2 separate regions of the Mus musculus genome follow, and region 1 is linked to region 2. A link is a loop called in an ENCODE intact Hi-C map of the cell type or tissue named here. Cell type or tissue: gastrocnemius. All regions are shown on one strand. Each heading gives the region's core, and the rest is flanking DNA. Links, peaks and the distances in the headings are about the cores only.

Region 1 (6,255 bases), core at 2,381-4,880, 61 kb before region 2:
TTTTTTTTTAATCCCAACTGGGTTCTATTTTCTGCCATGCCCAAGTGTGTCTGGTGAGTTTCCAGCGCGTTGCGTCGCTCCGCCTTGGAGGGGGACGGGGGAGCCGCGAGGTGAACCCGTGGGTAGAAACTTCGGGGGGCTGTGGGTGCCTTTCCAGAAGGGGCAGCCCAAACGCAGCGGACAATGCAGTAACGGGGTGCGGGAAGCGGGAAAGGGGGTGTGTGTAAACTGACCGTGCTCTGGGAGGGGACTAGGGCGGGCAGTAAGCAGGTAGAGGAGGGTGCGGCCGTAGCCTGGGACTGGGAAGGGTGGGCAGCGCCCAGCCGCAGTCCCCAGTTCTCGGTCCCCAAACCCAGTCCGACGCAGGGCTGGAGCAGTCTCCGCCCGCCCAGGCCTGCTTACAGGTGGCTGAACGAGGCAGCTGGGGCCGGGCCAGGCGCCCGCGCCCTCCCACCGCCACCCTCCCCCCCACCCCCATTCCCCGGGAGCTTTGCCGTGATGAATGACTTTCCACAGCCCCTGTCGTGGGAACTTCGTGGTTGAGTCCTCCAGCGACCCTGACTCCCTTTTAAAAACCGGGACGGAGAGTGGGGGAGGCTGAACGGTGGGGGTGGTCTGGGCAGGGACCGGAGAGGCGCGAGGTGGATATTTAACCCCTTGCGTTCCCTGCAGCCTCTCTAAGCCCCGATGGATTTGGGCGTCCTAGTCGGCGCTAGGGCCGTGACTGGGCCTGAGCCGGGTGGGGCGACCCGGCGCGCGTGCTTGTAGGGGGTGGGGTGGGGGGAGAGGGAAGACCCTCTCCCCTGCGGGCTCAGCTCAGGATTCCCGGAGTGAAATTGAACCCTTCGGCTAGATTAAAGTGTTGAGGCTGCTGTGACTCCAGTCGTGGATGCGTGACGCATTTCGACCCTCTCTGTTTCTACATGTGGATTTAGCTATTAAACCAGAAACTCTTCGGGCCCCTGGCTGCCCCCAGACACCCTGGGGAGGCCAGAGCGCGGGTGATTTTTGTCTGAACATGTCAAGGCATTGTTGGGGTATTTTTATCAAGGTCAGACAGATAGGAACAGTGTGGAGGATTTAGGGGGTCCCATCTAGCCCCAGCCGATCCTCTGGCTCTAGGGCCTAACGAGGGTCCGGCCGGGCTGTGTGGCCCCTGGGGCTGGGCTGGAACCCTTGGGCGCGTCCTGACGGTGTGGTCTGCTTGCAGGAAGCCGAGATACCCCGGGAGTTGATCGAGCGGCTGGCTCGAAGTCAGATCCACAGCATCCGGGACCTCCAGCGACTCTTGGAGATAGACTCCGTAGGTAAATCGCGCCCCTGCCCTGCCCTGGCTGAGAGGAGGGCGCGGGCGGCGGGGCGGGCCGGCTGCGCGAGGAACCGTACCCTGCGCGCTCCGCCGGGCCGGGCGCTGCGCAGGAGCGCACCGAAAGGTCAGACTCCACTCGCCGGCCATAAACGCCCAGGCGTATGAGTCAGGCGTTTCTCTTGTAGTTGCCACTTTCTCTCCCAGCGGCAGCGGAGGGTTGCTTCGCTCACCCAGGGGTTGTTTTAAGTGAAACGCAGCGGGTGTGTCACTGAAAGTTCAGTTTTAGAGTGTGCCGAAAACTGCCAGGTATGCGGGTCAACAGCTGCTTCTGGCCCGGGAGCGCGGGAGCCGGCCCGGAGGGAGCGTGGCTGTGGCTAGTCTTCTCCTGGCCAGGGCCCCCAGAGTGCTTGAGGAGCTGGTCGGTCCGGGCCTTTTGTAAACTCCACTCCCTGGTGCCTTGATCGCCTGGGGCTGGGTCCCATAGGTGGGCGCAGGAGGCCGATGTTTTTTTCTCCACACCATCCTGTAAAAAGGCGCGCCTAGTACACGGACGCTTGGGGCTATTTTGGGGGCTTCCCGCCTCGGGCCAGAGCCAAGCCACTGTAGAAAACAATTTGTAAATGTAGGGTTGTATTAGACTCGGATGACAAGGGCTAAAATAAATGGGCGCGATGGGGATGGGAGAGGCAGCCTCTGTGCGGGGAGGACGTGGTCTCCTCCTGTCTTTTGTGATAACCTTTTCAAAATGAACACTTAGCCTGTTTTTTTGTTTTTGTTTTTGACACACTGGGATAAAATTTACCAGCTTAAAAAGAAATAAAAAGGCCCCAGTGAGTTTGTCAGGAGGAACTAAAGGGCTAAAGTGAAGAATTCCAAGTGACGATTTTCCCCCTCCTTGAAAACTTTTCAGAGAGGGCCGAGTGGTGAGAGAATTAAGTAAAATCACATGGTCTAGCCATTTGGAAATTTGTACCTAATTATGGTGGTGGAGAGGCCTGAACTGTTTTTGTTGCATGCCAAAAGCATTTTTTAACCAGGCGGCCCCGTTTCAGTAGTTTCTTGACCCAGGAAATCCTTGGCCTGATCCTTATCAGGAATGGCAGGCCTAGGGTTTCACTTGGATATCAAGAGCTGGGTCAGGGGGTTTGATCTGATCCCTTTTTGAGTAGGCCTGGGTGGGGGACTTGGCTTGGGTCACTTGGGGAAATACTCCCAGAGTTTTTGCTGGTCCCCAAAGGCGGACTGCTTTCCTGCCCTGCTTAGCCTAGGGCTGGGCCTCCTGCTGTCTGTATGTTGGGGGAAATGGGCCATTCACTTGCAGCGGGGACCATTCTTATGCTGTTCCCTGCAGCCACGCCTCCCCCACCCCCCACCATTAATGCTTTTAGCACCAAGCTTCTGTTAAGGTTAAGCCGGTGTGCCCAATGAGGGGGCTGGAGGCCTCCTCCTTGGGAGGGTCCAAAGAGAAAAAGCTGTCCAGGGCCCCTGGAGGTTTCAAATTGCTTCTGAAAGAATGGTGTGTGTGTGTGTGTGTGTGTGTGTGTGTGTGTGTGTAGGACATCTCCACCCTCATTCTACCTATCAGACATTTGGGAATCTCCCTTGGAAACTTCTGGAAGCCAAGTGTGCCTGTGGACTTCTGCTATCCTCCTAGCTTCCTAGTCTTGAAGACAGAGCTGGAGGACCCATCATGACACCAACCCAAAGTGGGGTCTTCCTTGCTGGGCTATCCCCCTGCTCTGATGTGGAAACTATCTGGAAACTAGTCTTGGCTGGTTGGCTCTCATTCACCTTCTGTCTCTTCTTGAAGTGAGGGGCCCTGCGGCTCTGGCTGCCAGAGGAGGCTGCAGAAGGCTGTGGTAGTCAGTTTTAGAGTCAGCTGGAAAGGCATCCTCACTGGGACATCCCTCAGGATGGCCTCTCCAGGTGAAATCTTGCTGTCTCTATATCTAGGTTGCAGGGAGCAGAGAAAGGCTTAGGGGTGTCCCAGCCAACTCCTCATCCAAGTGGGCGGAGCCTTGTGATTGGCACATGGCTTGTCTAGTGAGCTGGCAGCATCCCCATTTTCCAGATGGGGAAACCCTGAAGGCATCTCCTCCCAACCTTGCAGCTCCTTGGCTGTGTGGCCCAGCTCCAGAGGTGGCAAGATTCCAGTGCACTGTCAGGAATGTCCCTGAGCCCAGAGCATTCCATGGCAGAGTCAAGGAGCTCTAAGTGGTCTTTCCAGTGTGGCTTTTGGGTCCAGAGATTCATTACTGGCATGCAGCCTTGCTGTGAACTACAGCTCAGAAGTTCAGGTCGATTCTCATTCTCTCTCTTTCTCTCTCTCTCTCTCTCTCTCTCTCTCTGTGTGTGTGTGTGTGTGTGTGTGTGTGTGTGTGTGTGTGTAACGGGAGCTTTGTTCTCTAGAGCCGCTGGCTAGGCGCCATGGGTCATTGAGCAACTGATACATACACATCCCATCCCAGGCTACTCACAATATTGTAGTCGGGACAGGGCTAGTGGACTCTGTCTGTCCTTCCTCTAGTCATCAGACATTGTCACCCACACATCTGCAATCGGATAAAGGGAGGTGACTTTGACCTGAGAGGGGCTTAGCTACTAATTCATGCTGGGCTCAGCTGTGTCGCACAGGATAGCATTTTTAGACTCCCAAAGAATGCATCAAAGATGCCACCGTGGTGGATTGACTGTTGGCTTGTGACTGTCTGTTTATTTACTTATTATTTTAAAGCTGTGGTCTCAAGTAGCCCAGGCTGTCCTTGAACTCCCTTGTGGCGCCAAGGATATCTTCTTGTCTCTACTTCCATTGGAGTAGGTTTACAAATACTCATCACCATACTGAATGTAATGCAGTGTTGGGGATGGAACCCAGGCTTGTGTGTTCTGGACCCCCTTTCAGATGAACTGCATCGCTAGCCTGCTTTGTTTTCCTGAGAAGGGTGGCCTTGAACTTCAGATCCTTCTGTTATGCTACCACCTCTGGCTCATGACCACCTATCTTGATCTGGGGGGGGGGGGCAGAAGGTGGGCTTGTCTGAGTAGGAGCTGTAGCCAGTCTCTGTGGCTGCGTTTGTCTGCATTAGGTTCAGTCAGGAGACTTTGGATTGGGGAATACGACCGATTGAGCCTTGGAGGCTCCCAGCTCTCCTTTGGTCTTTATTTCTGAGTTTTTGTTTTGTTTTGTTTTTAATTTTTTTTGAGACTGGATCTTTTGTGACCCAGGCTGACATCAAATTTACTTTGTATCTGAACCTTGAACTCTGAACTCCTCATCTTCCTCCTTCCACCTCCTGAGTGAGGGGATTTACCACACCCTGCCTGTCTGATTTGTCTTTGTCTTGTTCAGTTTCTCTGGACTCTAGTGCCCTGGCCTCTGCAGTCAGTGACATCTACTATGTACATGTTGAGGCAAGCCAGGCATCAGAGGACCACAGTTGGTACCACCGCCCTTTCTTGCAGGCCCTGTGAGTGGATGGCCCATTCATTTCTTGTTGAATTGGTCACAGCAGGATGGTCATCACTAGGTCGTGACTCACCACGTCACTTTTTTTTTGTGAAGAGACGCTTCTTTGTAACAGTTGGTTGATGGGAAATTTTTACTGCATGAGCAGTTCTGATCTTATTTTGGGTCTTAAAATAAAATCGGTGCCATTGGAACATTGAGTCATTTTAAATAGTTTTTTGGGCCCAGATTCATCGTTGACATTCACACCTTAGTCGAGCCTTTGCTTTTTATCTTAAATGTGTGGGTAGAGGACGTCTGAGGGTGGAGGAGGCTGGCGTGTCTCCTGTTGGTTGTGGATGGTGTGGTACCTAATAGGCTTTGTATCGCCTGCTAGGGAAACTGTCCATTTGGGCAGGATGTCACTAAATGTTGGGACCCAAGGAGGAGGAAGTTTGCTTGGAGTTCTGCGTGGTATAGGCTGGAAAGGCAGGTGTAGATTGACTGTATTTGGGGCTGAGCCTGTGGCGGGGCTCTTGTCCCAAGGAATTGCAGAACTCAGGGGCAGTGTAGTGGCCCCTTCTTCTGTTCTGGGTCAGTGTATCTCAGGGGCTAGGTTTTCCGGGCTGACCTCAACTCTGTCCTCAGTTGGTGGCTGTACCTCTGCTGAGCGCCTGGTGGCCCTCAAGGTAGAAACACTCCTGCAGGTGCCTCTGCTCTCCTTTCTCTCTTCTGTATGCCTCGCTGTCTTAGTCACCCAGCCCTCGCTTGGGACTCCAGCCTCAGTCCTCTCTCAGCTACCAGCCGCACCCCTTTGCTGTTTCTCATGGCCTCTGGCCCTCCGAGCAGGCTTATTTCAGGAACAGTGGAGGTTGGCTGGCAGCCCAGTCTGGCGTTGCTTCCGATGCCCCTCAGAGGTTAGGGCATTTCATCAAAGCCTGCTTTACAAGAGGGAGGCGCTGTACACACAACAGCAGGAGAGAGAGGCAGCCGCCCTTCCCATTTTTGCTTCAGCTGCGATGGTAGTACTGCTTCAAGACTGGGCTCAGCTGGGTGGCCTTGGGACTTTTCCTGACCCAGTGCAGTCCTCCAGGGGTTCCCTTCGGAGTCATAAGGGAGATTACCTGAGTGCCTTCCTGAATGAACCTCAGAATTTCACAGGAGAGCTGCACTTGGGGGACATGTATACTGACAAGATGATAGGGAGTTGGTTGAAGGCACATCTGTAAACCCCCCTTTCGAGCAGAGCAGAGTTGTCTGGGCTTGGGGACTGGGCCCTTTGTCCTCTTGCTCTGAAACCTGCTGTAGAAGCCCCAGCTGTTTAGGTCCCAGGGGGTGTGATTACATACGTGTGGACTCTTTACCATATTTTTCTTTCTACTTTCAGGGGCTGAGGATGCCTTGGAGACAAGTCTGAGAGCCCATGGGTCCCATGCCATTAACCATGTGCCCGAGAAGCGGCCTGTGCCCATTCGCAGGAAGAGAAGTATTGGTGAGCACG
Region 2 (6,255 bases), core at 2,243-4,742:
GATGTCTGGGGACATGTGACAAAGACAAGCCAGTGACAGAGACTTAGGGTTGGAGATAGAAGAGTTGTATTGGGGGGGGGGTTTAGAGGAAAAGGGAGGGAGAGAAGAGGAGGGAGAGGGAGGGGAAGGGGGAAGGGAAAAAGGAGGGGGAGGGGGAAGGGAAAAAGGAGGGGGAGGGAGAAGGGGAAGGGAAAAAGGAGAGAGAAGGGGAAGGAGGAAGGGGAGAGGAAGAAGAGAGGGGCAGGAGGGGGAGGGTAAGAGGAAGAGGAGAGGGGTAGAGAGGAGGAAGGGGAGAGGAATAGGAGAAGGATAGGGAGGGGGAGGGGAGAGAGAGGGGGAGGGGGGAGAGAGAGAGAGAGAGAGAGAGAGAGAGAGAGAGAGAGAGAGAGAGAGAGAGAGAGAGAGAGAGAGGAGAGGGGTAGGGATGGAGTGTAGGGCAGAGTATTCAGAGCACAGCATGTAGTTGCTGGCTCCAGCTAGTTTGTGCCTACTCACCTGAATCTTGTAGGCCTGCCAGCTGGATCTGATTGCTTTAGGTCCTGTCCTCTGGGTCTGGCAAGTCAGAGCCCCTGGGCTGCAGCTGAGCCATGCTCCTGCCCACCTTAAGGCTAGGTTCCAGAACAGAGAAGAGTCTCTTAAGGTGTCCCCCCTCCAGGTCACAGAAGCTCCTGTGGATCTTTTCCCAGTGACAAGCATGAACTTGAGACCTGGGTGGGGGAGCCGTTGCCCAAACACAGGTGCTGAGCACAAGGGGACCACAGAGTCAACTCTCTGTCGCTTTGCCCTTTCAGGCATGGAGTCCTCTGTCACACCGTGGGTTTGTCAAATGATGGACTGGTCCAGCCACGTGGCCCCCTGTTGCCTCAACTGTTGGCAGTGGTGATCTGGCTGTGGCTTTCTCTGGGGTGTTCCGGCAAAGGGTGGGGGTGTGCTCAGGGGTGCTGGCACACTGGTCCTCTCTAACAAGCAGGCCTCCGCAACCCTTTCATCTGATGCTCACATCTTTTACAAACACCGATTCATTAGGCTCCCGAAACAGGCACAGGCGGAGGGAGCAGGGTCCCTTCTGTGGGAGGGAGACTGAGCCTCCTCATTGTTCCAGCTTTCCCTGGGGCCACCCACCGAGCCACAATGAGATCCTAGGTAGGAGTGCAGCTCAAGGGAGCCGCGGAGGGGCCCCTGCTGGAGAGGTGAGGGGCCGGCTTGGAGTGTGAGAGCTGACAGGGTCTGGCAGGCCGTCCCACCCGGGGCCACGTCTGCCAGTTGCCCGCGCACAACTAAGTTCAGCCAGGGGCTTCGCACAAGTCCTTCGTGTACCTTCAATTCTCCCTTTTTATTGCCAGGAAACAGAAATGAGCTCCTTTGAGGGGTCAGCCCAGGACTGTCTGCCCCTGCCCCAGGCTACACTTTTCCCTTACATTTGCCTTTGATGTCACCAGGAGGGGGCATTTTGTTTACAGACTTGAGAAACTTAAGGATGAGAGGGCACCCTCAGGATTCGCAGTGAAAAGGTGGAAGCGGGAGAGGAAGCGGATTCTAATCGCTCGATCTCCGAGTTCCTTCCTCTCTCTCACCATCTCAACTAAACTGTAATCAGACTTTTGTTGGGGTTTAGAAAGGGTTTAAGCAGAAACTCCAGGGGCTGGCTCTGCTAATTCGTGCCTTGGGATCCCCTGAGAATTGGAGCGGGAGATGTAGCAGCGCCTGGGTACAAGCCCATTCCCGTCTGCCCACCTGGGCCTCTTTGAACACCCGGACATTACCAGGGCGTCCATTGTGTGCCTGTCACTCAGGGCCCTTTGTGCGATTACTTTCATTTAGAAGGCCTCGCCTGCTATTTTGGTAGCAGTCTCAACTTAAGGTGAAAGCTTGTCTTTTGCTTGACAGTGAGGGAGGTGAAAATTACTGTGTGGATAGAAAACTGCAGGTTACCCAAATAACATGTCACCGGAGATCAGGCCCGAGTCTCAAATCAATTCATAAAGCAGCAAGCCTGTTGTGTGCCCCAGGCTGCCTGCGAGGGACCCGCACTGCGTCTCTCCATGATGGGGTGGCTGCATTTCTGGATGAAGTTTTTGTTCCTTCGTCATCCCAGGCCTCAGAGCACCTTTTACTTGTGGGTGTTTTTCTGGAAGGTAGAAGCTGCTTGCTCTCAGTTCCCAGGGAACTCGGACAACCGCAGAGTCCAGAAGAGCAGCCTTTAAATGCATTGGTGGGGAGACTCACCTGCCAGATCTCCACTGGCACCAGTGCTGGCAGGACCAGGAATCCAGAGATGCTCAGGGCAATACTTTTCATTGCACTGTGTGGGTGGGGGGGAAACAGCCCTGGGACTTCCTTTGTGTTGAAGCTTCTGGGCTGACTCTTGTCTCACACTGGATCCTTCATGTCTGACAACCTCAAGACATAACATCTCTTTGCAGGCAAGCTTGGGGACAAACCGTGACTTCACTCAAGGCCCAAGGGAGAACCTGGGAGGCATTTTCTAGACACCCCCCCTCCCATGCCTGATTTTTAGTCTGTGCCTCAGGTACCCCACAGCTAAGTCCAAACATATCACTTGCACAGACATCCGGAAATCTATAGAGGAAGATGATGACGAAGGAGCGGTGGGGATGGTAGGTGGGTACTGGGGTTGTGTCTGAGCACAGCACAGCGATGAATGAAAATGTCATAAATTTTGCATTTATTTATGTATTTACATGTGGGCGTGTGTGGGTGCACACATGCAGTGGTGTACGTGTGGAGATCAGAGACTGGTCTAGAAAAATTAATCCTCTCCATGTGGGTCCCGTGGGTCATCAGGCTTGGTCGCAAGCACCTTTACCTGTTGAAAGCCATCTTGTAGGCTCCTAAAAAAGTAATTTTTAAAAAGAGAGAAAAGACACCAGAGGCGGAGAGGTCTGAAGTGGCTGTGAAGGTTGAGTACCCCAAGGTCTTCTGAGAGGTGACCCTGTTGGGAAAAATGGTGGATGTCCCATGCAAACTCCAGAATAGCTCTGGGAGAAGCTTTTAGATGTCCTATCCTGGTAGTTAGAGGAGTTCTGGTCCTTTCCTCTAGCAGATGGTGTAGATTGTAGAAATCCAGCTGTGAGGAGCCTGAACTGTGTAGTTGGTGTCCAGGGGCAGGTACACAGCAGACCTGGGTGACCCCGCTGATACCGCACAGCCAACTGATGGCCCCCTACTCCTTGCTGTGTTCCATGTGTTGGCTCCACATGGAACAGTTATTACCTTCTTACTAGGGCCAGGAGGAAGACCAAGCCAGGCAGTTCTGGGCATCTGGGCCCCCTCCCTACCCCAGCAGAGCCAGCAACCCCTACCTGTGCTAGCCTGTGCCTGTAGCAACTGTCATTTGGAAAATATGTGATCCGGCAACCTGAGACTCCAGCCTCAGCCCTGCACGCCCCAGCGAGGGCAAGCGGCTGCTTCCTGGGGGCTTTCGTCCAGCCAAATGAGAACCCCCTAGAAAAGTGGCCTCCGGGGTCTTGTTCTCACAAAGGGGCTGGCTCCCCCTCCCCCTCCCCCCAATGGCTCCTCCACCTGCCCTCAGCCATCTGTAAGGCCTGTCTAAGACTCAGATCTCAGATCTGTCACCTGAAGGTGTCACTCAGAACAAATCCCCAGAGAGCCAGGTGCGGCGCCGCAGGGACACTGTTGGCTGCCAGCCAGGTTCCTGGCAGGCCCAGGGAATGAGCCCTTAGGAGGCCCAGTGTGTGCCCAGGTTATCCCTGGGACATCTCTAGTCGTTACCCTACACAGCAGAGACAGACAGGGACCTTTGGGTCCCTGTCAAGCAAAAAAGAATGGCATTTGTTTGAATTGTCAAGGGCATACTAAGAATGAGGCTCCATGCATGGTGTGGCCTGGGTCTCCCACAGAGGGCAGGGCCGGCAAAACTCTGCTGGCATTGAACCTGCTACTCTGCTGGCTTACAGCTGCTGGGTGGTGGGGTGGGCTGCTCCTGTTACTCGAATGGCACGTCCAGGCCTAGAATGGGGTGTGGCCAGGGCAAAAGCCGAGGCTTGTGGTTTCCCAGTGAGAGCTAGCTAGGTCTTCCTAGTACGCAGGACCCAGTTAGTGATGAAAACCTGCTTCTCTAGGTCTGTGAGGATTAGCCCTTCTCCTTGGATATATATGTATGTGGGGAGCCATTCATACTTCCCTAGTAAATCTTGAGCCTTTTGGGAGTACAGACCTGCCAAGCACTGGACCCTAAAGCAGAAGGAACCACAGGTAGGTAGCCCTACTGACTAGCACCCCAAACTCAAACTTACCCCCAACTCTTTCCAACCTTTGGAGGTGGGGATCATAGACCTCATGACAAAAATGTATATGGGTGTTTTGCCTTCCATGTATGTCTGTGTACCGTGTGCATGCAGTACGTGCAGGGGCCAGAAGAGGGTGTTGAATTTCTGGGACTAGAGTTCGAGATGGGTGTGAGCCTCTATGCGGTGCTGGGTGTTGAACCTGGACATGGACCCCATTTTTACCCCGTGAAGCTCAGAGATGTTGAGTAACTTGCTCCAGGTCACAAAGCTAAAGAAGATCTGCCTCTTGTCTCTTCCAGTAGGTAGGTAGAGGCTTGGCATCTTGGAGACTCTTCCTGTGGGTCCTGTTCTTTGGTATGTAGATTAAGGAAACCGTAGGCCTTGACAGGAGCTGTGGGGAGGGGAGGGTCTGTGCAGTCACAGCTCTTGAGGAGTCCATTGGGAGCTAGTCAGCAGAGCTGTGGGATGATTGCATAACTCCTAGGATGGAGGGGGCCTTGGCAAGGGGGTATGGCTCATGCCACACCCAGCAGATCTATTGGCACTAGGTATGGTTAGATCCGGGTGTTCCAACAATATCATTGGCTGGCCTTATTTCACATCTGCTTTTCTGTATGCCAGCCTCAATCTCAGGTAGGCCCTTCCACACGGCCGAGGCAGCCCCATTTCCCAGGGCCCTCCTGCTTAGCATTAAGGGAATCTGCCTAAGGGTCCACAGTTGAACCGGGAGTGACATGGCATGGGTGCCCTGGCCCACTCTGAGGTCCTCGCTAGGGTCTGGCTTAACTGCAGGTCTTGGGTTCACTGGGAACCAAAATAGGGGGAGGAGGCTGAGCCCGACTGAGTTGTTACAGGTCTGGGTATGACGTTGCAGTTGCAGAGGTTTGTTTGGTCATCAACGCCACAGATGGCTTGTTTACCTCCCATGACAGGCAGCTCAGCCTTTCTGAAGAAGTCTTGTCCCCTACCTAGTGGAAGATCTCAGAGACAGGGACTTTTTGTAGTCACTGATCAGACACTGACAATTGCCTCATAGGGCCATGTGGCTTGGAAGCTTCAAGCCCGGGTGTGTACCTCCAACCCTAGGGGCGGACAGCACATGCTCTCCTTCTGCCAAGCTGCCTCCCTGGGCTGCAACTCAGTGTGGGACATCTCCAGAGGGAGGACACTAGGAATGAGGGAGGAAAGTATTGAATCTGTGTGAGGGGACTCTGACTCCCTCATACAAACCACATACAGACCCCCCTCTTTTAGACAGAATCTCGAGTATCCCTGGCCACCTTCAATTTTGCTCTGCAGCTGAGGAAAACCTTGAACTTCTGATCCTCTTGCCTACACCTCACAAGTTCTGGGATTATGCGGTATTTGGGATGAAATCTAGGATTTTGTGTGTGCTGGATAAGTACTTGATCAACTGAGCCACATCCCTAGCCCTGCAGGGACATCCTGAGGGGTCCCTTCAGGTCCTGATGGCCCTCATAGACACAGATGTAAGTTCCTATTCTTTGGCCTCAGTCTCCGTTTCTCCCTGGTAATGGTGTGCTGGCTACAGAACACAATGACTCTCTGGGATGACTGGCTGAGGCACACTCTCCCTCTCTCACCCTAGCCCAGCATCCCCTGTGTCCCTAGCTTCCAGACCCTCCAACCTTTAGTGACCGCTGGCCTGAGGCCTCAGCCTGTCTCCACCTCACAGCTACCGCTGGCCCTGTGCCTCATTCAATATGCAATTCTTTCTGGGTCCTCAGCCTAAGTCTTTCTTTTCTAAGGACCACGGGATCAGGCGAAGCTGCCCAGTCAAAGGGAATGGGCGCCAGCCTCCCTCGAAGGCCACACAGGACTCAAAGACCAGCCAGAGATGTGTCTGAAGAGGCTGCCAGGGAAAGGGCCAAGACTGCCCTGTCAGCTGCTATTGTGTATGGGGGCCACTCCCCTTGCCTTCCCTAACTCTGTCCTGTCAGCATGGGTCTGGCTTCAGGCAAAC

Evidence for each region. Hi-C counts contacts between places; a loop is a spot of excess contacts. Peaks named below come from ENCODE experiments on the same cell type or tissue, not always from the same donor. Only the 100,000 strongest peaks of a DNase experiment are listed, where the experiment ranks them.
Region 1: a loop joins it to region 2, with 2.2 times the contacts of the local background. A loop is called at or near these places in 3 of 42 quality-filtered maps.

The regions. Positions count from the first base shown.
Region 1 is chr5:138,988,340-138,994,594 of GRCm38, reverse strand. Pdgfa (platelet derived growth factor, alpha) reads left to right here. Exons shown (of 6, transcript NM_008808.4): 2 at 1,211-1,307; 3 at 6,142-6,246. Among named protein-coding and RNA genes, the nearest start is that of Pdgfa, 3.5 kb to the left of the region's middle. In gastrocnemius, for the core only: no CTCF peak of the experiment used is centred there; a DNase peak (open chromatin) is centred at 3,388; H3K4me3 peaks cover 677 bases; H3K27ac peaks cover 1,581 bases.
Region 2 is chr5:138,927,498-138,933,752 of GRCm38, reverse strand. No RefSeq gene overlaps it. Among named protein-coding and RNA genes, the nearest start is that of Gm38726, 4.0 kb to the left of the region's middle. In gastrocnemius, for the core only: no CTCF peak of the experiment used is centred there; a DNase peak (open chromatin) is centred at 3,607; H3K27ac peaks cover 451 bases.